3 separate regions of the Homo sapiens genome follow, and regions 2 and 3 are each linked to region 1. The links are chromatin loops, found by intact Hi-C in ENCODE. Cell type or tissue: PC-3. All regions are shown on one strand. Region 1 has its middle 26 kb from the start of HLF. Region 2 overlaps STXBP4 (syntaxin binding protein 4). Region 3 overlaps STXBP4 (syntaxin binding protein 4).

The links. Peaks named below come from ENCODE experiments on the same cell type or tissue, not always from the same donor. Only the 100,000 strongest peaks of a DNase experiment are listed, where the experiment ranks them.
Region 2: a loop joins it to region 1, with 5 times the contacts of the local background. A loop is called at or near these places in 6 of 110 quality-filtered maps.
Region 3: a loop joins it to region 1, with 3 times the contacts of the local background. A loop is called at or near these places in 4 of 110 quality-filtered maps.

The regions. Positions count from the first base shown.
Region 1 is chr17:55,235,162-55,243,161 of GRCh38, forward strand. No RefSeq gene overlaps it. Among named protein-coding and RNA genes, the nearest start is that of HLF, 26 kb to the right of the region's middle. RefSeq lists a silencer at 3,042-3,511. In PC-3, CTCF peaks have their summits at 3,875 and 4,081 (motif pointing right); a DNase peak (open chromatin) is centred at 3,340; H3K4me3 peaks cover 1,313 bases.
Region 2 is chr17:55,052,182-55,060,181 of GRCh38, forward strand. All of the region lies in intron 12 of STXBP4 (syntaxin binding protein 4), which reads left to right. Among named protein-coding and RNA genes, the nearest start is that of STXBP4, 87 kb to the left of the region's middle. In PC-3, a CTCF peak has its summit at 1,839; a DNase peak (open chromatin) is centred at 4,540; H3K27ac peaks cover 1,770 bases.
Region 3 is chr17:55,162,349-55,170,348 of GRCh38, forward strand. STXBP4 (syntaxin binding protein 4) reads left to right here. Exons shown (of 18, transcript NM_178509.6): 18 at 1-8,000. Among named protein-coding and RNA genes, the nearest start is that of HLF, 99 kb to the right of the region's middle. In PC-3, no CTCF peak of the experiment used is centred here; no DNase peak of the experiment used is centred here; H3K27ac peaks cover 2,520 bases.

The DNA.
Region 1 (8,000 bases):
TCCCCCCTCCTCTCATATAACTAGCCGAGTGGTGGTGAGACATCCTCCATCCTGCTTTTCTAGGAAAGGGTGAAGTTAGGGGGAGCAGAACAGGAGAGGGAGAGCACGGCAGATGCTGTGGGGTGACAGTAACTGGCTGACTGATCTGTGAACACATGTGAAAGACCCTCGGGTATTCTCTAACTGGTTGAGACTTGGAAACAACGAGCAGGTGGAAATAGAGTCAGAGCAATTTAAATACTTACAACGCATCTATATCCACAGGGTGGTGGGGCCTGGGGCACCTGGTTTCTTACATTTTCAGCATCACTTCTCGCTCCTCCAACACAAACACCCGTCCCCCCCCACCACCATGCCAATAGGTCTTTTCTCTAATCTTGAGAACACCCAATTCATTTCCACCTGTACTCTTCCCCCACTCCCCACCCCCCGAGATGGAGTCTTGCTCTGTCACCCAGGCTGGAGTGAAGTGGTGCGGTCTTGGCTCACTGCAACCTCCGCCTCCCTGGTTCAAGCAATTCTCCTGCCTCAGCCTCCTCGAGGAGCTGAGATTACAGGTGCACGCCACCATGCCCAGCTAATTTTTGTATTTTTAGTAGAGATGGGGTTTCACCATGTTGGCCAGGCTGGTCTCCAACTCCTGACCTCCTGATTCCACCCACCTTGGCCTCCCAAAGTGCTGGGATTACAGGCATGAGCCACCACGCCTAGCCTCCACCTGTACTATTTGGCTCATACTGTCCAACTATCTATACAGCCTTTCCCTTCTCCGGTGCTTATTGTATCTTACCTTAGCAATCCTTCAAGGCCCACTCCTATTTGCTATATTTTTTTTCAACCAATCCCTGCCTCTGCTCTCAACATCTGCCACACTGTATTATCATCCACGTAGACATTTAATTGCATGCTGTCTCATATCATTATTTCAGCGTTTCCCAAGTATTTATCTTGCCTGCCTAACTTGATTGTCTTCCCTCTGAGTTCAGGGGCTTGGTCATGAATATCTGCTGTTTTTTCTGTATGAGCCTTTATGCTTCCACAGACAGTAGAAGTTTTTGATACTTATTCGATGGGTAGATGAAGAGATAGAACGTAAATGTGGTGTTTGCACACTTCCTTGTATATAATTCTGCCATAATGGTATCACTGATTTCTCATTATAACTCAAGTAGTTTTGCTAGATTGGAGATAGACTTTTCTGATGTGTTCATGCTCTTACTCCATCACTGGGAAGGTATACAGTAGAGGGAAAATGCAAGTATACTGCCTACATAATCTTCAGGAAGTCAAGAGCTATCACTTCATCCAGTTTGCCACACCAGAAAGAGGGAAATAATAGCGGTGGGAGTGACAGTAATGATTAAGAGGCATTGTGGTCACTTCACACCATCCATAGGCTGTCTTTTTTTTTTTTTTCTTTAGCTCCCCTCAAAGCACATGGACTAATAGAGTAACACAAACGAATTGGCATAATTCCTTCTCCTGCTATTGTTACTAGTTCAAGTGTGGGCACTTGCCCCAACTTGAGGCCAAGAGTATAGGGAGGATGTTTACTTGCTGCTTCTGGGAAGAAGCACTTTTACTAAATGAGACTTTCCCAAAGCTTTACTTTTTTTTTTTTTTTTTTTTTCTTTTTGAGGCAGGTTCTCACACTATCCCCAAGGCTGGAGTGCAGTTGGGATCTCAGCTCACTGCAACCTCCGCCTCCCAGGCTCAAGTGATTTTCGTGCCTCAGCCTCCTGAGTAGCCGGGACTGCAGGCGTGAGCCACCACGCCTGGCTAATTTTTGTATTTTTTAGTAGAGACGGAGTTACACCATGTTGCCCAGGCTGGTCTCGAACTCCTGAGCTCAGGCAGTCTGCCCGCCTCAGGCTCCCTAAGTGCTAGGATTACAGGCGTGAGCAACCGCTCCCGGCCTCCCAAAGCTTTAGATGAAGCTGACACTATGGAAACCTTGGCAGAAGATTAGAAAGAAACAAGTTCCTGATGGCATTGTTTAGCAGGCAAATCGATGTATCCCTGAAATCCAACATCCAATCTGAAGTTAAATGAGCTTTACCGTTCAAGCCACTTAGAGTTGGACTTTTAGTTAACTTGCAACCGAATATAACCGGCACATATGTACTAACCACAGTGATAATAATATCTGCACTACAAACTCACAATCGGGAGAGTAAAAGCTAATCACATATGTGAAACTGCTGTGTCAGCTTTATTATGCAAGTATTTGTTGCTGAGAGCCTCTTGGTTAAGATACTTTCCCTCAAGAGACAGAACTTGAAAAGAATCTTAAAGATGTGGAGGGCTTCGGTTGTTCATATCGGGATTTTAAAAAACGTCTCAACTGTGTATCAGAAAGCTTAAGACATTAAGATTCAAGCTGAACAGAACAGGAAATGCGGCAGATACTGTACATGACAAACTTTCTAGGAGGAAATGATTTACATAAAAGCTGGTGCCCAGCACAGGGTAAGTGCTAAATAACTGTTTTTAAATGTTATTTGGAAAAAAAAAAAAAAAGATTAATCATCCATGGTACAAAATTTAAAAGTTACATAAGTATGGAGTCTCGCGTCTTCCCTGACCCCCACCCCCAGTCATCCAATATATTTTTCCAGAACTAGTCTGATCATAACATATATACATATATAATTTTTTTCCTCACAAATGTCAGCATCCCAGACACTGTTCTGCATCATTTTTTTTTACAAATCACATAATGTATCTTGAAGGTCTTTCCATATCAGTGTCTAGAGAGCAGAGTCTATTTGTTTTTAAGAGCTGCAGACAACTTCAAGTGTGGCCCAACCATAATTTACGTTTCTATGAATTTAACCGGTGTTATCGTTGGACATTTTGACTGTTTCTGGCCGTTTGTGATGTCCAACAATGATGTAATGATTATCCTTGCAGGGACTTCACTTCGCAGGAGCAGAAGCCCATTTGCAGGATAAATTCTGAGTTGCGGAACTAGTGATTTACAGGGCAGAGGTGCAGTCTTTGTCTTAATTTCTGAATTCACGAATGTTGAATGTGATGAATTCGTGGGAAGCCCCGCAGGGAGCCTAAGCAGCTCTCCAGAGGCTGTGGTTGTCACGGATGATGATTGCGGGACCCGCAGACTGAGTCTCCAAGCGCTCCGCCCCGCCGCGCCCCTCTCCGCGGGTCCCACCGCGGACCCGCCCCTGCGCGCCCCGGGCCAGGAGCCCCTAGCTGCAGGACCAGGCACGTGCGATTCCACGTGAGCCTCCCGGCCGGAGCGCAGATGGGAAGTGCGCATGCGCCTACCGCCTGGAAAGTAGGTCAGACTCCTCCTCTCACGTGACCTGCTCCCCTTAGCTACCCTCGGCGCCTCCCCGCCGGGGCGCAGCCGGGATGCGCTCGGCAGCCAACGTGACGGGGCTGGGCGCGGGCGGCTCCGCGAGCGCCCAGCGCCCGCGAGGATTTGCCGGTTCTCCTCACACCCGAGCGCTCCGCTCAGAAGTCGGGCGGGCAAAAGGGAGCGCCTCGGGAAGTATCTGGGAGCCGGGCTGGAAATGAATGGGGCCCGGAAGCGAGCTCAAATCGCTGACACCTGGCACCGGGCTGCGTCCACTTTCATGCTTCCTAAGGCAGTTCTGCCTGCAAGAAGGGAACGCGCATCGCCTTTCAGTAGATCACACCGATCGTTTGCACGTTTGCATTCTCAATTTCTGCACTATATAGGGCAACTCAGACATGAAAACAATCTTTGTAAGAAGAAGTGGAATGCTAATGGTTCCTGGAGTTTTGCAGGAATATTCCACCGGCCCCATTTCTAATCTCCCACTCACTCCCTCCCCAAAGACACTCCTACTAGAAAGCTTATCGGTAGATTTCTCACCTTCCACAAGAGACTTCAGGGGCGCTGCTGCTGCTGCTGCTGCTGCTGCTGCTGCTGGAGGCTGGAGGGGGTTGGGAGCAGGGAACGAAGGCAGGTCTGAATTAGCTGAAGCTAAATTCTATATATCAGAAATAATTTTATTTATTGCCCCATTGCTTTCTGATTTTTAACTTGTTGCACAAATGACAGACTCTGCCTCAGTGAGTTGCAATCCAGTGGAGGGCACTAACAGGCAAAATCATGGGTTACAATGCAGTGGGCTATACATGTTTTAATAGAGGTGTGCCCAGGTGTTATATAAGCACAGTGGTGGGTACCCTGAGTCTTGAAGACTAAGTGGGAGTTAGCTGGCAGAGAAATAAGGCAGAGGGGGTGGAAAGTGTTCCAAACAAAGGGAATAACTAATAGTTACATAATATTTTCCTCTAAGAAGTTTTTACTATAATTGTCTTAGTCATGCATATGGTTAGAATATGTATTGTTTACATTTATATTATTCTAAGACAGTCTTGAATGAACATTGTTGTGCATGAGGCTTCCCCCCTCCACTTTTAATAACCCCTAGGAGTGGGATTGCTATATAAAAGACACAAATATTTTGTAACTTTTGATAAAGTATTGCCAAATTATTTTCAAAAATATGTTGTACTCATTTGTACCAATATTTAGCCTTCAGTCAGTAAATTGCCCGTTATTTCAAATCAATGAAGCCTTATGACATTAACACTTGATTCATTAGAATATGCCAGAAATCATAATACACATGCATTTCTGCTTTATATGACCCATGACAAAAGTCTAATTGAATTCAAGTTTAAAAATGGGAAAATATCGGATCAGTACATTTCATTCTTACAGGGAACACCTAACATGGACAAGGTGGGAGGTGGGGGCAGGAGTGAAAGTGGGACAAACTAAAGCCTCACCAAATGCCTGTCTCTGATTGCTCTTTTCTTACTGTACGTCTAGGGTAAGAGATAAAGCAGCTCACACAAGCCAGAACAAGCAAAGAGGTTTTCACACCCCTCTGCAAATGTCAGAACAGTAGCAGAATCAAAGGGACCTAGGGTTTGACCTCTTCAGAGGTCACTTTAACTTGCAGCAGAAAAGCTGATCAGGTGTTGATGAATTTCTGGAAGCCTGCAAGCTTCCTAACTCAATTTCTGTTGGCATCTGTATCTGCAAGAAGAAAACAATACTGTGACATTAGAACATTTGTGACGAAAGGTAATGTAAGTAATGTGGACAATGAAAGGAGAACGTATCTTGGTTTTGCCTGTATTAAGCTAGATCACTAAGGAAATCTGAAGCATGGAACAGAGTTATAACTTTTCAAACACATGGTTGTAGTTCATACTGCGGTTATTTTCCTAATATCTATCCTTCACCTTGTGTATCAGTCTTATAATTTCAGCTGGTGGGGGGCCTTACCTCCTCTCTCAGTTCAGGGGTTGGGCTTGACCAAATTAACAAATCAGGGTGGTCCCATTGTTTTTTGTTTCGTTTCGTTTGGGTTTTCTGTTTATTTATTTGCCTTTAAAATTTTATTATAATAACATTTAACATGAGATCTACCCTTCTAAAATTTTTTAAGTGTGAAACATTATTGTTGATTATAGGTGCAATGTTGTACGGCAGATCTCTAGAACTTATTCATCTTGCTTGACTGAAACTTTATGCCCACTAATTGGTAACTCCCCATTTTGTCCCCTCCCCAGCCCCTGGAAACCACCTTTCCACTTTTTGAGTCTTTGAATTTGACTATTTTGAGTTCCTCAGATAAGTGGAATCATGCAGTGTTTGTCTTTCTGTGACTGGCTTATTTCACTTAGCATAACGTATGCAAGGTTCATCTATCTCATTTTATATTGCAGAATTGCCTTCTTATTATGGTTGAATAGAATTCCATTGTATGTCTATACCATATTTGCTTTATGCATTCATCTGTTGATAGACATTTAGTTTGTTTCCACCATTCCTCTTTTTATGAGGATTGAAAGAGTTCCTGCAGCAGATGCACTTAGAAGAGTGCCTGACATATATTAAGAGTACATGAAGTATTAGTTGTTGTTACTGTTGTTATTATTAGTGTAACAATGACTGGTTCAATCAGAGGAAAGCCTGGACTTGTTATAGTTACTCGATGCCATCCTTTCTCCTTGGACAGGAATGGAAGAGCAGGTATAACTACTGATGCCCTCTTTCCACCTCGAGAGGATCCAACCCAACCACACACCTGATAAACAGGGAGAAGCAGAGGAAGCTACACCCTGATCAAACTACACTTGAAGCCTGTACTCCCTCTTGACCTTTGAGCTGTTTGAGCTAAATGCATCCCATTTGTTACCTTAATTATTAGAATTGGGTTTTCAGGTGTTTGTCAATGCAGACATCCTGATACCAATGTCTAGGTCTTCATTTTATTTTATTTATTTATTTTTAGACAGGGTGTCACTCTGTCACCCAGGATAGAGTGAAATGGCATGATCTCGGCTCACTGCAGCCTTGACCTCCCAGGCTAAAGCAATCCTCCCACCCCAGCCTCCCAAGTAGCTGGGACTACAGGCATGTACCACCACACACAGCTAAGTTTTTTTGTAGAGATGGAGTTTTGCCATGTTGCCCAAGTGGGTCTTGAACTCCTGGGCTCAAACAGTTCACCCACCTTGGCCTCCCAAAATGCTGGGATTACAGGCATGTGCCAGCACACCTAGCCCAGGTTTTCATTTTAACTAAAGGGTCAAAATGATGACACAGACACTCCATTTTGAGCATGCACTTGTTAAAGAATGGAATTAAATTTCACATCCGTAACAAATGAATAAAACATCCAATGTATTAGTTTGCTAGAGCTGACATAACAAAATACCACTGACTGGGTGGTTTAAACAGAAATTTATAGTCTTACAGTTCTGGAGGCTAGAAGTCCAAGATCAATGTGTCAGCAGGGTAGGTTTCTTCTTAGTCTCTCCTGGCCTTGTAGACAGCCATCTTCTTCCTGTTTCTTCACATGGTCTTCCCTCTTCATGTGTCTTTGTCCTAATTTCCTTTTCTTGTGAGGATACCAGTCATGTTGGATTAGGGCCTACCCCAATGACCTCATTTTAACTAAAGTATCTCTTCAATGACCTTATTTCCAAATATAGCCACATTCTGAGTACTGGGAGCTAGGACTTCAACATATGAATGGGGCAGGGGAGGGGACACAATTTGGTCGATAACATCCAAAAAGGCATTAATAATATCATATGGATTATTTGATACCAGATCTTTACCTTGATACAAATGCTGTTCTCCAAGTTTTTGTTTAGGGGCTAGGAAAGGAAGAGAGATTGAGAATACGAAAGCTCCTCTCTGAGAACAGATCCAGAAAAACAGCATGTAATAAAGATTTGGCTAAGCCCACTCTCAAATATCTGTCCTGGAAGGACAATTCACATTGATGACAGGAAAGCTAATATAAAGATAACTTTGGTTATTTAACTCTTTGTGAGCCTCCGTGAGGATGGGCAACTTTGCTGAAGAATCTGTTTCAGGCTGATCTTTTTTTTCTCCGTTAACAATTCTTAGCTAAAGTTTTGGTGCTTTACTGAAGAATGGAATCTCATTTCTGGACATGGTTGAACAGCTGTTTCTGTGTTCTTTCTAATTTCAGTGAGGCAAGGCTCCAAAAACAAATAGAAAGCTTGGTTTGCATTCTGAGGTTGGCCATTGAATTGAATGGTTTGTACTGCAGGAAAAAGCTGTGTGACATAGAAGTCACTTCCCCACTTTGGGCTCAGTTTCTCTTAATGTAAAATAAGACAGTTGGACTCCATGATTTCCAATGTTGTGTCCATCTATTCACCATATGATTGATTGGAAAAAAAAGTATTTTGATTTCTTTGCTAGTAAAAACTGAGGCCAGGCATGGTGGCTCACGCCTGTAATCTCAGCAATTTGGCAGGCAAAGGTGGGCGGATCACCTGAGGTCAGGAGTTCGAGACCAGCCTGGTCAACGTAGTGAAACCCTGTCTCTACTAAAAATACAAAACTTAGCTGGGCGTGGTGGCACATGCCTGTAATCCCAGCTACCTGGGAGGCTGAGGCACGAGAACTGATTGAATCTGGGAGGCAGAGGTTGCATTGAGCCGAGACC
Region 2 (8,000 bases), 180 kb before region 1:
GAAATGACAAATTTCAGAAATGAGGAAGGGTAAGTAAAATATAAGCCTGGAATATCTTAATATGCCAGAAAATAAGGACGTGCTCAAAATGACAGGGGCATATCACAGGAACTAGCTTGAAGGGGCTTCCACTGGCCAAATATGGAAGAACTTGAGTACCAAAATAATTTAGTACAGTAATGTATTGCAGACTATAGAAGAAATCGTAATTCACGGTATCATTCGTAAATTGATTAATTAATTAATAGGGAGAAAGGAGTACTTTTGCCTATAGTAGGATGTTGAATACTGACTGGTAATTGCAGAGAAGCTGCTAGATTTGGAAATCAGTATTTTATATCTATTTTAATAAAGACTTGATCAGGCACAAATCATTCAATGCTAAATTTAGGGAAAAATTTTGATGAAGAGCAGAATATTTACATGGTTTTAAAGTATCTCTCTACAAACTGCTTATTAATTGCAAGGGGGTAAAATAGCAGTTATACAGTGGAGAAATCAGAAAACACCTTGACTAAATGTTGCTAAATGTGCTAAATGTTGATATCACCAATGAAGAACATTTGGGCATTGTGTGACTCCAAATATGATGCCCAAAAAATGACTACAACATCACCTGTGTAATTTTCTGGGCGAGAATGTGTAACCTGAATCTAACCATGAAGAGATGTCAGGCAAGCTCAAAATGAGAGAAAGTTTTGTTTAAAAAAAAAAAAAAAAAAAGACGTGTATGACGTGTGTGTGTGTGTGTGTGTGTGTGTGTGTGTGTGGGTTGTATTCTTTAGAAATGTCAATGCTATTTTCTTAAAAAAAAAAAAGGTAATAAAAGTTTACAGGTTAAAAGATGCTAAAGAGACGTGAAAACTAAATACAGCATCTGACTCCAGACTGGATCCTCTACCGGAATGGGAAAAATGCTATAAAGGATATTATTGGGTCAGTTGACAAAATTGGAATACAGATGGTAGATTAAAGCATTGAATTGATGTTAAAATTCCTAAATTTGTTAACTGTACTGTGGTTATATAAAAGAATATCCTTATTCTTAGGAAATATGTGGTTATATAAGAAAATATCCTTATTCATAGGAAATATTGGAGTTTTTAGGGATAAAGGACCATGATATATATAACTTACCCTCAGATGGTTAAAAAAGTGCATGTATATTTATATATACATGTGTGTTATTTATACACATATATGTAATTGCATTGTGTATAAATATTACATATATGAATAAATATGTGAGCGAGATTGAGAACATGCAAAATCTCAGCCACAACCACTTACTATCAGTGGCTTACAAGAATATATTGTTTCTCACTCATGAACATGTTGGCAAAAGGATGAACCTGGGGAATTAGGTAAATCTGGGTAAAGGATATGAGGATATTCTTTATACTATTCTTGCAGCTCAACTGAATATTTGAAATTATTTCCAAAGTCAAGTTTTTTTAAAGTCCTCTATTTTCGGGCCAATTTTCGGACCCTCATTTTATTAAATATTTTTGTACTTTAATTGATATGACTTTTTAGTGCTTTTCATTCTGTATCTTTTATACCTCCATGAGTTTATATGGCCAGATCTTTTTACATTTTAGCGTTTGCATCCTGAAAATGGACATTTACAAATCTTTCTTGTTAGTTTTTATATGTAGGATAAATTAGGGGATTTTTCTCCTAACTTTACATTTTTCTTTTCTCCTAAAGGCTTGGAATATATAAACTTTAGAATATCAGCCATGATTGATAAAATAATAATTGTATTAAAGGCTGATGTAAGATGTGAATCTAAGGAAAAATAGCAGTTTTTTTCTTTTTCTAGCAGTACCTACTTTTTCCACATGAGGCCCTCCTGTATTTATTTCTGTGAAAGGATTAGTTTCTGTTATTAAGAAAGGTCATGTCTGCATGAATAAGTAATCTAAGGCTAATTTGTATTAGAATTTAATAAGACAAAAAAATGAATATATGAAAAAATATATAAACAAAAGAGAGAATCTTATATGGTTCACAGTGAATTGGCCAAACACAGTGGCTCACGCCTATAATCCCAGCACTTTGGAAGGCCAAGGTGGGTGGATCACTTGAGGCCAGAAGTTCAAAACCAGCCTGGCCAACATGGTGAAACCCCATCTCTACTAAAAATACAAAAAAATTCGCTGGGCATGGTAGCACATGCCTGTCATCCCAGCTACTCGGAAGGCTGAGGCACAAGAATCACTTTAACTTGGGAGGTGGAGGCTGCAGTGAGCTGAGACTACACTGCACTCCAGCCTGGGTAATAGAGTGATATTTCATCTCAAAAACAAAACAAAAACAAAAACACAGTGAATTGGCCTAAGGATAAGTGCAGTAGATAATGGGGTTTGGAGTTATACCTTTGGTTTATACCCTGACCCTGCTCCTTGCTAGCTTTTGACCTTTGTCAAACTACTTCACCTTTATGGGTCTCAGCTTCCTCATCTGCAAAATGGGTTTGATAATGGGATCCTTCACAATAACATTAGAGGTATTAAGATAATACACATAGATGATAATGTGTATAGCACATACCACTCAACAAATATTACAAATAATAGAAGAAAAAATATTAAGAGGTGGAAATGATTTGTATTAACTATTTAATAAAGAGGAGGAAAATGTAATTTTAACTGAGGGCATAAGGGGACTTTTCATAGATAAGGTGGCACGTGAGCTGACCCAGACACAGAAAGGCAGAGCATTTCAGGCTGAGAAAACAGCATGAAAATCATGGCATAAAAGGGGAAATTTGCTTGTGTTTGTGGTCAAAATAAACCTTTTCTATGCTAACTTTAAGTTATTTGTTAATATATTTCTGTCTTCATGTCTGAAAAAGTGTTAATAGTACCTACCTTACAATTTTTTCATAGGACTTGAGAATTTAAGAGCCTAAACCTGTCAGGAATCTAATTTTGAATACTAGTTTTGACATGTATTCTTTTATCAACATCACTATCAAAGGCCCAGGAACATAAGGGAAACACGGAAAGATGAAGCTGTTAGGAAATGACATTTGGGTGGGTGTGTTGGGGCCTACACATATAAGCAGTTGAATACCAGCCTAAGATCTTAGAGGACTGCCATTTAAAATATTTGACAAGGAGAGAAAAATGAACAACTGTCTCCACGTATAATCTGACCCCACTCTTTCTTTCATACTCCATAACCAACTTGTTGGGCCTACTTTTTAGAAATCACAGAATTTTGCCACTTTTCACCACTTCCATCAGTGGTCTAAGCCGCCATCAGGTCCCACCTGTGTTGCTATTATAGCTTCCTACCAGATCACGCTACTTTTACCCTGCCTCACTCCCATACTGTCTAATCTGAACAAAGCAGCCAGAAATATTGTTTTAAAACTGCACTTAGAACTCTCCAGGACTTTCCATCTCAGTCAAAGTAAGGCAGAAATGCTGCAAGTAGAAACCTCCAAGTAACTGTTAAAGCCTATGAGGGCCTACATGACCTGCTGTCCTTTCCCCATCCTAACACTCCTTTTAAAGTACCTCAGCTCTTTCCACACTTCTCCCCTCCACCCCTTTACTCATTCTCCAGCTCATCTGGTCTCTTTGCACCATCTTTCCTCTGACCCTTACTGTGTGTGGAGGAGTTTCTTTTAGTATAACTATTACTATCTTACATCTTAAATAATTTACTTATGTTTTGCTCTTTATCTGTGTCCCCCAACTGGAGGGTAAGCTTCATGAAGACAGCTATCTTGGATTTGTTCTCTGATTTATCTTACAACAATAGCTGTTATTAGGTACTCAAACATTTGGTGAATGGATAAAGGGATAAATGGAGGATATACTTTAAGGTTAAACTGACAGCAAGTTGGGAAGTAACCGAAGATCAGATAAAAGGCTGTTGTAATAGTCTAGAACAGCAATGTCCCTTAGAAATATAATGAAAGCCACAATATATTGCTATATTTTCTAAGAGCTACATTTTTAAAAAAGGAAAAAGAAACAGGTAACGTTAATTTTAATATATTTTATTTAGTTGGATTTATCTAAAATATTACTTTAGCATGCAGTAATATTTTTAAAATTCATTATGAGATATTTTTACTTTTTTATACTGTATCTTTGAAATCTAGTGTTTTTAAAATTTAGAGCACATCTCAATTTTTACACTGAATTTTCATTGGAAATACTGGATCTGTGCTTAGATTTAATAAAATTTACAGTTGAAAAAGTAAATTCACATACTCAAATTGTTCCAAACTTATTTTAAAAGTTTCTAATGACTGAATTGAATACCAAAAATCTTTTTCTTTTAATGTTTACATCCACACTAACAAAACTATTTTATTTTCTAAGAAGAATTTGTTTTTAAGCAAGATCTTTTCAAAGCTACATCTGTTAAGTACCGTCACTAATTCTTGTCAGCTCAGTATTATTAGCATAAAATTCAAGCCTGTGAGATGGAGGCTGCAGTGAATTATGATCATGCCGCTGCACTCCAGCCTGGGCAACAGAGGAAGAACCTGTCTCAAAAACAAACAAAAAAACTGGCCAAGCCCAGTGGCTAATGCCTGTAATCTCAAAACTTTGGGAGATCTGCCAAGGCAGGCAGATCGCTTGAGCCCAGCAGTTCCATTCCAGCCTGGGCAGCATGGAGAACCCCCGACTCTACAAAAAATATTAGCATCAAATTCAAGGAGTATTACAAATAACAAAAGCAACTCTAAATTTAGCAGTATGAAGAAAGCATACTTCAAAATTTTTTCAGTTTTCATAGCCAATTTATGTAACACTATCAATAATTAAGATCTGCATATTAGCTTATAGTAGAAAAATAGGTAAAGTCATTATTTTTTATTTATATTATGAAAAAGTTCAATTTCACTATAAACTCTTATACTTATCTAGCTTCATAAACTTTCCTTTTCCTTGTAGTTTGTAGTTTAACTCATTTACATGCACTGATATTAGTGAGAAAATGTAAATCACACTGCCATTTTCTTTTGTCTGGTTACTGAATAATAGATGCACCTTCCTTTTGTTTAAGAAAACCTTTAATTGGAGTTAAAAGTACAGAAAATCTTCGTAAATCTCTTTCATAACTCAGCCAAGAAGTATTGGCAAATAACATAGCATCAGAAAATGTATTGTCCTCCTTTTTTCTTTTAACAGTTTTATAAACTACTGATGACTCAATTTACGTGCGTATACTAAACAGTGTTAGCAACTGTATCTATGATGCTTTTCATAAAATCAGCTTGAGAAAACTAAGCACAAATATTTTCAATATGTATCATACAGTGGAATAAAACAATAAAGCAGCCTCTTTCTTCTTTGAAAATGTCAATACATTCAAATTTGGTTGTTGTTGTTGTTTCTAATTTTACTTTGAGTTCTGGGATACATGTGCAGAACGTGCAGGTTTATTACATAGGTATACATATCCCATGGTGGTTTGCTGCACCTATCAACCCGACATCTAGGTTTTAAGCCTTGCATGCAGTAGGTATTATCTTTATGCTCTCCCTCCCCTTGCTCCACCGCCCGACAGGCCCCAGTGTGTGATGTTCCCCTCCCTGTGTACATGTGTTCTCATTGTTCAACTCTCACTTAAGAGTGAGAATATGCAGTATTTGGTTTTCTGTTCCTGTGTTAGTTTGCTGAGAATGATGGTTTCCAGCTTCATCCATGTATCTGCAAAGGACATGAAGTCTTTTCTTTTTTATGGCTGCATAGAATTCCATGATGTATATATGCCACATTTTCTTCATCCAGTCTATCATTGATGGGCATTTGGGTTGGTTCCAAGTCTTTGCCATTGTGAACAGTGCCACAATAAACGTACTTGTGCATGTGTCTTTATAGTAGAATGATTTATAATCCTTTGGGTATATACCCAGTAAGAGGATTGCTGGGTCAAATGGTATTTCTGGTTCTAGATCCTTGAGGAATCGCCACACTGTCTTCCACAATGGTTGAACTAATTTACACTCCCACCAACAGCGTAAAAGCATTCCTATTTCTCTACATCCTCTCCAGCATCTGTGTTTCCTGACTTTTTCATGATCGCCATTCTAACTGGCATGAGATGGTATCTCATTGTGGTTTTGATTTGCGTTTCTCTGATGACCAGTGATGATGAGCTTTTTTCATATGTTTCTTGGCCGCATAAATGCCTTCTTTTGAGAAGTGTCTGTTCATATCCTTCACCCACTTTTTGATGGGGTTAATACATTTAAATTTTCGATGCAACATAGCTGGAGCACCATTTATCATGATGAAAACTTGTTTTTTATTATCTACCTGAAACTTTTTTGACAGATGTAAAAGGGTTAAAAATATCTACACTGCAAGTTTGATTTTTTTAGGCTGCAAATCAACATTTTATCATAAGTTTGGACACCCTTTGAGGCAGTACATGCCTGAAGGATGAATTTGGTAGTGTCTCTTGCATGATATGGCCCACTGAAAGCTATTTTAATCAATTGATCGTTGATATTCTTAGAAAGTTCTTATAGTCGATGGGCATTTGTTTTATTACTTAATTGAATATCCTCCATTTTTTATGAAATACGTTTCCCAGTATTTTTATCATAACTGAAATTACTATCTCAATCTAAAAATGGTTTTCTTTTTTGTGCAAAAATTCTAGCCATTTTATAGTTACAAATGTTGGACATTTACTTCTGGTGACTAATTTTATTTATTTATTTTTTTAACTGCTAATACGAAACTTCTTATCAAATTCACCATTAATTTGCAAAAATGGCTATTAATATTGCTCACTTTATATATATTTCAAAATTTTCTTCTACAGTAAACACACTTTTTGCAAATTGCAATTGCATTGTTCCAGTAATATTACTAGCTAATTTATCTCCATTTTATTCTGCATCAGTAGTATGTCTTCACTTTACATTTAATTTAAATTTAATTTTGTCCATACTTATTTTATGGACAAATTTTTACTAAATACAAAAAATAAATATAGCCTAATAAAAATAAGTATTTTAATTTAATTACTAATATGATTTACCTAGGTATCATTGTAACTCAGGCTGATTGCATAAAATATTCAGATAAGCCTACTGTGTGTACATATTGGTGTGTAAAAAAGGATTTATAATTAATTAATTTTTTGACACTGGCCACATCAGTTACGTGTTTATGTATACTACTCAACTGACTCATGTGCCTGACACAGACATTACAGTTCAACAATAATATCTTAAATGATGCAGTGATTACAGTGAGTTAGAGTTCTACCAAAACAGTAAAGTCTTGTTTTGTGAAAAAATAGTTTACATTTCTTGAGTTTTTAAACTTAAATACAAAATAATTATAATTAAATTAAAAATTTGGTTCCTCAGTCAACTAGCTATATTTCAGGTGCTCAGTAGCCACATATAAGTAGTGGCTACTGTGATTGGACAATGCTGATCTAGAACTCTACATCCTTTCTACTCAGAGTGGTCAGCAACAGGAGAAATATCAGCAATCAGGAACTTAGAAATGCAGTCTTAGGTCTCATCCCAGATCTATAGAATCAGAATCTACACTTAACAAGTCTTCAGGTGATTTGTTTACACCTTAAAATTTGAGAAGCTCTTGTCCAGAAAATAGGCAATGGAGGATTTAACTGGGTAATCATAATAGTAATATACCAAAAAGGTCTATGCAGAAGACACCATGAGGATAAAGTCCACCAGATTTAACAGTCATAAAATGTGCAGTAATAAGGAGAAACAACAGTCAAGTCTTTGTAGTTTAGTGACTGAGAGGCTGTAATGATGCAATCAACAAAATAAGATAAATGAGATTGAGGGTAAAGATGTGTGGATTCAGAGTAGTACTTAGTATATAGTTTCCAGTTTAAACAAAAATAATTAAAAATACATGTATACATCTGTGTATACAAACCCACATGCATACATACTGAAACACCATTCATTTCATTAACACCGTAAAAAAACATAGACTACCCAAAATCAACCCTGAAAGTGTCCAATT
Region 3 (8,000 bases), 73 kb before region 1:
GTCTTCATTGACTCACTGGCTTGGATTTTAGGGTTAGAAAATCTGAATGTTCTTATGTCCTTCCGTCTCACTTTACTAGAGTGCCCAAGTTGACTCATCCTTACTCACTCATTCCCTCAAAATATTTATTGAGCACCAACAATGTCACAAGCACTGTGCTAAACACTGTGGTGAAGTAGAACAATTGCTAATCATTTCCTGGGTTCCACTTACTCTTGATTTAAAAAAAAAAAAACAACAAAAGAGTTTGTGTGTGGCCAGGACTAAACAGCTGCTTCTTAATTTTTGAATTTTAAAACTAATCTATTTTATTTAAAAAAAATCAAGTACTTTGGAAGTGAATAAAGTAAGAGATAGCCTGTCTCACTTTCCAGAGGTAGCAGTCACTAATACTGTGGTGAGTGATTTTACTCAAAGGAAATCACACTATTAAGCAGCTTGGTTTTGACATGTTATGTTGTGGTCATCTTTTCATGTCAATACATAGATTAATCTTTTATTTCAAATGTCTACATAAAATATCACTACCCACATAACCTATAATTTGTGTGGCCAGCAATTTATTGAACACTAAAATGTTTTAAGTTTTCTTATTGCTAACAATGTCACAGTGAACATTTATATATTCATTAAATCCTTTTCCTCATGTATCTTTGCACTCTTGTGCTAGTATGTCTATAGTGTGAATACATTCATAAATTTCTTGATCAAAGCTAGGTCAAAGTTACATTCATTTTAATTTTGGTACATATCCATAAATTCTCCATAAAAGTAGGACCAACTTACATTACCACCAATAGTGTATGTGAGCCTTATTTTTATGTATGATAGGACTTTTTTTAGTCCAAATGTTCCTATAGATTTTCTGGGTTTTTTTTTTTTTTTTGTCCTTGGAAGAATAACCTTCCTTCCACCAAGTCCAAGAACCTGAGATTTTTAATCATTAGGTTTTAGATTTCCTTTAGCAGCAGAGACTGACTTGCTGTATAGAGGGAAGTCAAGTAGTGACTAACTCACTATATGTCAAACACATCATTACTCTTCTCTTTTCCTACTTTACATGTAATGGTTGCGAGGACCAACTTTCAAATGAGCTAACTTGGGTGAGACGTTCACTAAAGTACCAAGCACAATACAAATGCATCTTCGAGTTCTTTGGGCCTCACTTTCCCTATCTGAATAATAAGGATAGTAATCCCTTGCCTTTTCTCAAACCAGTTCAACTCAGCAAACACTTCCTGAGCACCTGCTACATGCCAGGCAAAATGTGAAATTTGCATGCTATGAGGCTAAATGGTACTGATTCTCAAAACAAGGAGCTCATAGTCTAAAACCATTTTTCTTTCTTTTTTTTCCCCCTAAACAACCTCTTAAAGGGGTAAGAAGTTAGGGGGTTGTTTATTAAGAACCCCTGAAGAGCAACCCTTTACCACTCTCTTAAATTTGAAAAATTCCAAAATAATATTAACACCTCTTGACTAGAAAAGGAAAAAAAAGGAACATGCCGTATGAAGAGCCTCTCCAATAATAAATGCAAAGCAGCTGTCAAAATATAGAGTCAAGTGATACTTTCATAAAGTGTTTGCACAATTAGAAAATGTTATCCTTTTTCTCGGGAGAAATGGGACATTTTTATTTTCTCTGCTAAGTGAAATGCAACTTTTTGAAGAATCAACACGCTTGACATTTTTACAATGTACATAAAGAACTGAACTATTATTAAAACAACTTACACACTCCATTGCTTATAACTTTTGAGAGAATGAAAAGAACCTTAAACAGAATGTGCCTGTGGAGCTTCGCTTTAGAAATGAAATACCCAAGGTGTTTTAACTACAACTGTCTACATGTAATAGTGTGTCTGCATAATGACTTTGTAAATATTAACTGCAATTCTGTATTTGCTTTCTTGATATGACTTTTAACATTTAAACTTATACTGTTTCTGTCTACTTTTTTCAAAAGTTCAATTTTTACTTTTGGGGGTTGGACTGTTCTGAGGGAAAGGGCGATCAGATCAATAGTTCTGTCCCCCATTCCATTCCCCCATCACCCAATTATTCTCTATATCACTCTACCCTGTTTATTTCTTTTTTTTTTTTTTTTTTTTTTTGAGACGGAGTCTCGCTCTGTCGCCCAGGCGGGACTGCGGACTGCAGCGGCGCAATCTCGGCTCACTGCAAGCTCCGCTTCCCGGGTTCACGCCATTCTCCTGCCTCAGCCTCCCGAGTAGCTGGGACTACAGGCGCCCGCCACCGCGCCCGGCTAATTTTTTTTGTATTTTTAGTAGAGACGGGGTTTCACCTTGTTAGCCAGGATGGTCTCGATCTCCTGACCTCATGATCCACCCGCCTCGGCCTCCCAAAGTGCTGGGATTACAGGCGTGAGCCACCGCGCCCGGCCTATTTCTTTTACATTATTTATCAGTTTGCCCTAACCTTGTTTTGTTTGTTATCTTCCTCAATAGTGGGAGTAATAATGGGAGTCAGCTTCGTGAGGGCAGGGATTTTGTCTTCTTGTATTCATTTACTCACTTACACACTTACCGAGAGCTACTAGAGGCCAGACACTTCACTGAGTAGTAGGGATACAATGTGAGATATATGTGTTTCTAGCCCTTGTGTAATTCGTATTCTATGCAAAGGATATACGATTGAAATTAACCAAAACTTTTTCCATTTATTTTCTTTCTCCGCATTCTTTATCAGATATTTGAACTACTGGACCATTTAATGTTCATTACGTTAACAAAGAGTGTGATATCAGAAAGCAGAAAAAAGCATGTTCTTTTGCATTTCAAAAATTTAGCTCCTTGGGGAACTAGAAAGGATTTATGATTTAGGTCAAAGATTTGAGAGCACATATGATGAGGAAGATGAGGCTTTCTTACTCACTGTCTAGGAAATAATTCTCCTGGCTGTGAGAAGGAGAAAAAAGAACAAAAATGTTGGTAGGGCACAGAGAAGGACCTGGGCTTAACCTTCTGGACCAAGTTCCAGGGAGCAGCAAAACCTCAATTACATTTGTCCCCTAGAATGGAAATGATTATGTGGTATGTTTAGGCAGTGGGACCTTGGACAACGCCAGTGAGCTTCCTCCAGCCCAATGTGGTCAACATTGGAGGATTAGATTGATTTCTGTGAACCCAAAAGGATCACAGGAGTAGCAATAACACCTGCTGGACCTGAATGAGGATCTTTTCCATTCAATCCACATGTTCTCTCAATGGAAATCAATTCGGACAATAACATTAGACCATCTTAACCCAGAGTGCCTTAGCACTAGATAAGCCTCTGCTGTGGTCTGGATGTTTGTGCCCAGCCCCTAATTTCATATATTGAAACCTAACCCCCAAGGTACCAGTATTAAGAGGTACGGCTCTGAGGAGGTGATTAGGTCATGAGGCTCCATCCTGGTGAATGGGATTAGGACCCTTATGAAAGAGGCTTCAGGGAACCTGTTTGCCCCTTCTGCCTTGTGAGGATGCAGCAAGAAGTTGCCATCTTTGAAGCAGAGAGCAAGCCCTCACCAGAAGCTAAATCTGCTGGCATCTTGATCGTACACTTCCCAGCCTCCAGAGCTGTGAACAATACATTTATATTGTTTATAAATTACCCAGTCTGAGATATTTTGTTATAGCAGCTCCTGAATGGACTAAGACAGCCCACAGAGTTTAGCAGTGACCCCAAGGAAAGGAAAGAACTGCAAGTTGCCTGAGATTAATGTTGCTCAGGATCCATTTATTCCCTATTCCTGGTGTTTCTTTGTAGAGAGTGCTCCATTAAAGTAACACTTTTGTCCTGTCTCTGCTTCTTCCTTAGGCAGCGATTTACCTAATTGGTGAGTTTAGGATTAAAAAAAGGAATACATCCTAGAACATTTCTTAAATATATTCCCTTTTCTCTGTTTCATGCAAACATGGCTTATTTATTTTTCAAGTCTTTCTCATTTCTTACCTGGATGCTTTCAACACAGGTGATATAGCTTCTTCCTTCTCCACCACACCTGTCCCCATCAATCTACCCATCACATTTCTGTCAGAATTATCTTTCTATAACACAAAATTGCTTCTATTCCTCCCTTGCTAGTCTTCAGTAGTTCCCTAGCACCTTCTACTATCTGAGTCCCTGGCTTTCTCCCTAGCCTCATGTCTTATCACCAACAGTTGCTCAGATATACTGTTTTCTGTCTAGGAAACTTCTCTTGCCCCATTCCTGCATCAGATTTCTTCTCATACATCAAGATTCTGCTCTCATTTTACCTCTTCTTTGAAGAGCTCCTTGACACATGCTGCCTTCCCCATGCCCAGAGCTGGCACTCTATGGATGCCATGCCTGCATTTTTACACACCTGCCCAACCCCACTTCCCACTCAGGAGTGGTAGAGCAAGAACTTCCACCTCAAGAGAGTTGCTGGCCTGTTTGTCCGGACACTCATTTGGTTACTATATTTACTAATTTACTTTTATCTACTGAGCTGGGTTACTGAGTCTTAGAGGCTTGAAATCTGGTTCTACCTTCTCTTTCTCCATGTGGTAATGAAAACCGGAACTCTGGTTAAAGCTAAGTGGTCTCTCTCACTGTGGCTGTTCCACTCAACATCAGTAGCTAGGTGAGTAAATCAGGTGGAGGTGGGAAGGAAATGGGAAAACAGAATACTGGCCAGGATGGTCTGTTGTTTCTTATCTGTTGTTGGCTTTGGGGTATTTTATTCTAAAACCCTAGAGGCTGAGAAGGTTAACTGGAAGGCTTCCAACTCTGAAATCCTACCGCAGTCCCCTATTGCTGCATACCTTTTAATAAAGTATCAATCACACTATATATGTAATTAATTTGGATAGGAAAGTAGGGCATGTGTCATCTCTCCTAGTAGACTGTGAGTCCTTTATTACTGACTCAGAGTCCATATATTATTTTTTATTTCTCATGCAAGACATGACACAGTAAAATCTAATAAAAGTTTACAAAATAAATTTAAAATGTAACATTAACATAAAAAACTCTTTTAGCTGTTTCCTGCTTCTGGCAGGGAAACAAAGATTGAATTAAGAAGGAAATGAGGTGGGGGTTTAAGTAAGCATGTCTGTACTAACTAGTTCCACTAATGTGGGAACAATATAATGGATTTTGCTGAAGAAGGAAGTGTATGCTACTTAAGTTGGGCCATAAAACTCACAGTATGATCGCAGTAAAAGGATTGTAAAGCACATACTCACACATTGTTGATTTGCCCAAGGTTCTGAAGAAATACCACAGAATGATTTTGGTATAGAAGGGTAGATAAAGCCTGAAACCAAAATACAAGGTTAGTGCATTTCAGAGCAGCAGCAAACTTCTGTTCTTATGGGTTAATTAATCATGTTACTGAAGAATTGATTTGGCACAAGGGAGCTATGTATTGCCACAGAACTCTGAAATTGCAGAAATTATCTCATCTATAAGTAACCCCACTGGAATTGCTTGACTGTTCTGTTTCACAGTGGAGAAATTCATCTTTCATCAGCACACACGAGAAGAGACAACAGGAAGACAAAACAAATTGAGTAGATAATAAAGTTACCTTATAGGAATAGGTAATATAGACAGGTAAGGTCAGAAATTTCTGTGGAATGGAATATGAAAAGATGTTTATGAGCAGATTCTATTTCTTTAGGCAGTTTTATCATTCAGAGAAGTAATCTATGCATTTAATCTAATGCCAGCTTTTATTTTTCTTTGGTGATTACCACACAAAAATAAGAAGTTGGCACCAAATTAAATGCATGGATTACTTCTCTGATAAAAGTACTCGATATAAGGGAAATTTGAAGGAAATAGAATGCATACATACACACACATACACTTAGTATATGTGTGTGTGTGTGTGTGTATATATATATATCTGTGTGTATATACACACCACACACACACACACACACACGTATTGGAGGAATAAGAAATATTTAATAAAATCTACACAATTTCAAAAATATGACCAAATACTGGTGGTTCCTCATTTACCAGTAGAACTCTCTCTACAAATGGAAAGTGAGAAGTCTATGAAGTTACCTTAGTTTTTCCAATTAAGACTGTTCATTGATTGTATTTCTTCTGTCTCTATAAGTACCATATTCCCAATTAGTATTTCATCAGTTATAAGACCCATCATTATTTTGTGTGTAACTGAAAATGAAAAAAAGATTTAAAATATGACTTAGTAGTTAGAATTTTTATCTTATACGCCTTTAAGTAAATACAAGAGAACTGTTTCAGCATAGATTTTTAAAAATCATGTGTGTAAAAGAGAATGAAATATTAATTATGATATTTACAAAGCTCTGTACATTCAGAATTGAACTCTTTCTGCATCTCTTTTTTGAATCAGAGTTGTCATAAACCACAATTTTTCACGGTAACACCCTCTCTGCCATCAGGATAAATAACATTTCTTAAAGGAATATTCTACTGCAGTCTCTGAGATTTTTTTCCCTGTCTTAGACATCCATTCTACAACTCTGATGCTGGCACATTTTTTATCTTGGCAAAAGGACTTAATAGAAAAATTTTAGATAACAATCAGGATTCATACTCTTCTCAATAGTCCTTAAATGGTTTATTGACCAAAAAGTAAAGAAGTAACAGTCCAGTCATATCATGGAAAGAACAACCAAATTCATGCATGCACAGGCAAAGACAACCATATCACTATGACCACCTGGCTGACAGTAACTGCAGGACATCAATTATTGTAAGACACTTCCTGTAATATGTTTAATTCCTCTGACATAAGGATTTATGTGAATTAGGAAGTGGCCCAAGGGTGAAAAGTAATAGGGAAATAGAGAAATAGAACCGATCCAAAGGAAAGGGGGAAAAAAACCCACAAAAAGTGTGATGTCAAGCAAAGCCTATTCTGGAGATGACTTTGGTTCACTCCCACGGGAGAGCCCTAGAGACAAAAAGGTTCTACAGTAGGTTCAAGTCAGAGGCCAGAGAACCCAGAGTATTTATACCTCTGCACCATCAGTTATTGAATGGGGGTGGGGGTGGGGGTGGGTGTAAATTTCCAGGTGCTTCCAGCCTGCAATGCAGTCAAAGCATGTTCCTGTAGCCTGAGGACAGCCGTCCAACAAAGAGGTGCAGGTGCTGAATGTTGAGAGTGAAAGCACAGGGAGCTGTCATGCATGAGAGTGGTAGAGGGATCTGAAAGTGCTAGCAGTGCCTATTATACATCCAAATACTAAAGACGCTTAGATGTGAAAAATGTGTGTCTTAGAATCGATAAAATATGGTATAGAGAATCAAGTCTCCTTGTTCCTGGTTTATCTCATAGCATACTTAAAATTCAGCTAAAGATGAAATGCCTTAACAAGTGAAATGGGCTTTCTGAAAAATTATTTCAATCAAAATTGTGTTAAAAGCTATTTCTAAAAACCCTAACATGAAATACTTAGAAGAGATCAAGTGGTTTGTCCCTGGACATTCAAGCAATTGAATGTCTAAACAATCCAAGACAGATAATTTTGTAGTATTTACTGTGTGAAGTGAACCTTTAAGGCTGTGGACAATGCAAACTCCCTCATGTACCTTGCTCCTTGCCAATTTCAAACAAACCTTCTCACCTATGATATAAGGCTTCCTTAGAATTATTGATTAATTATTTAAGATACAATAAAACCAAAGTATTTTTAAAACACAGTAATTATGTTAGTGCAGGTACATGACATAGATATCCTCAAATATTCTTAGGACATCTATAAATCACCACAAACATTCTGGAAAGCAGTCTTGGAACATCTATCAAAGGCCTTAAAAATTTCTTCTTCTGTGAATTTATCCTCACAAATGACCCCAAGTTTAGACCAAAATAAAAAAATGCTTAAAAGGCTTATTAAAGCATGATTTAAAATAGAAATGATTGCCTAAATTCCTGAAAACAGGGGAATGTCTAAATAAAATATGGTATCTAACATGATAGAAAATGTTTACTAATGTTTAATGATACCAAGAAAGTATCACAAT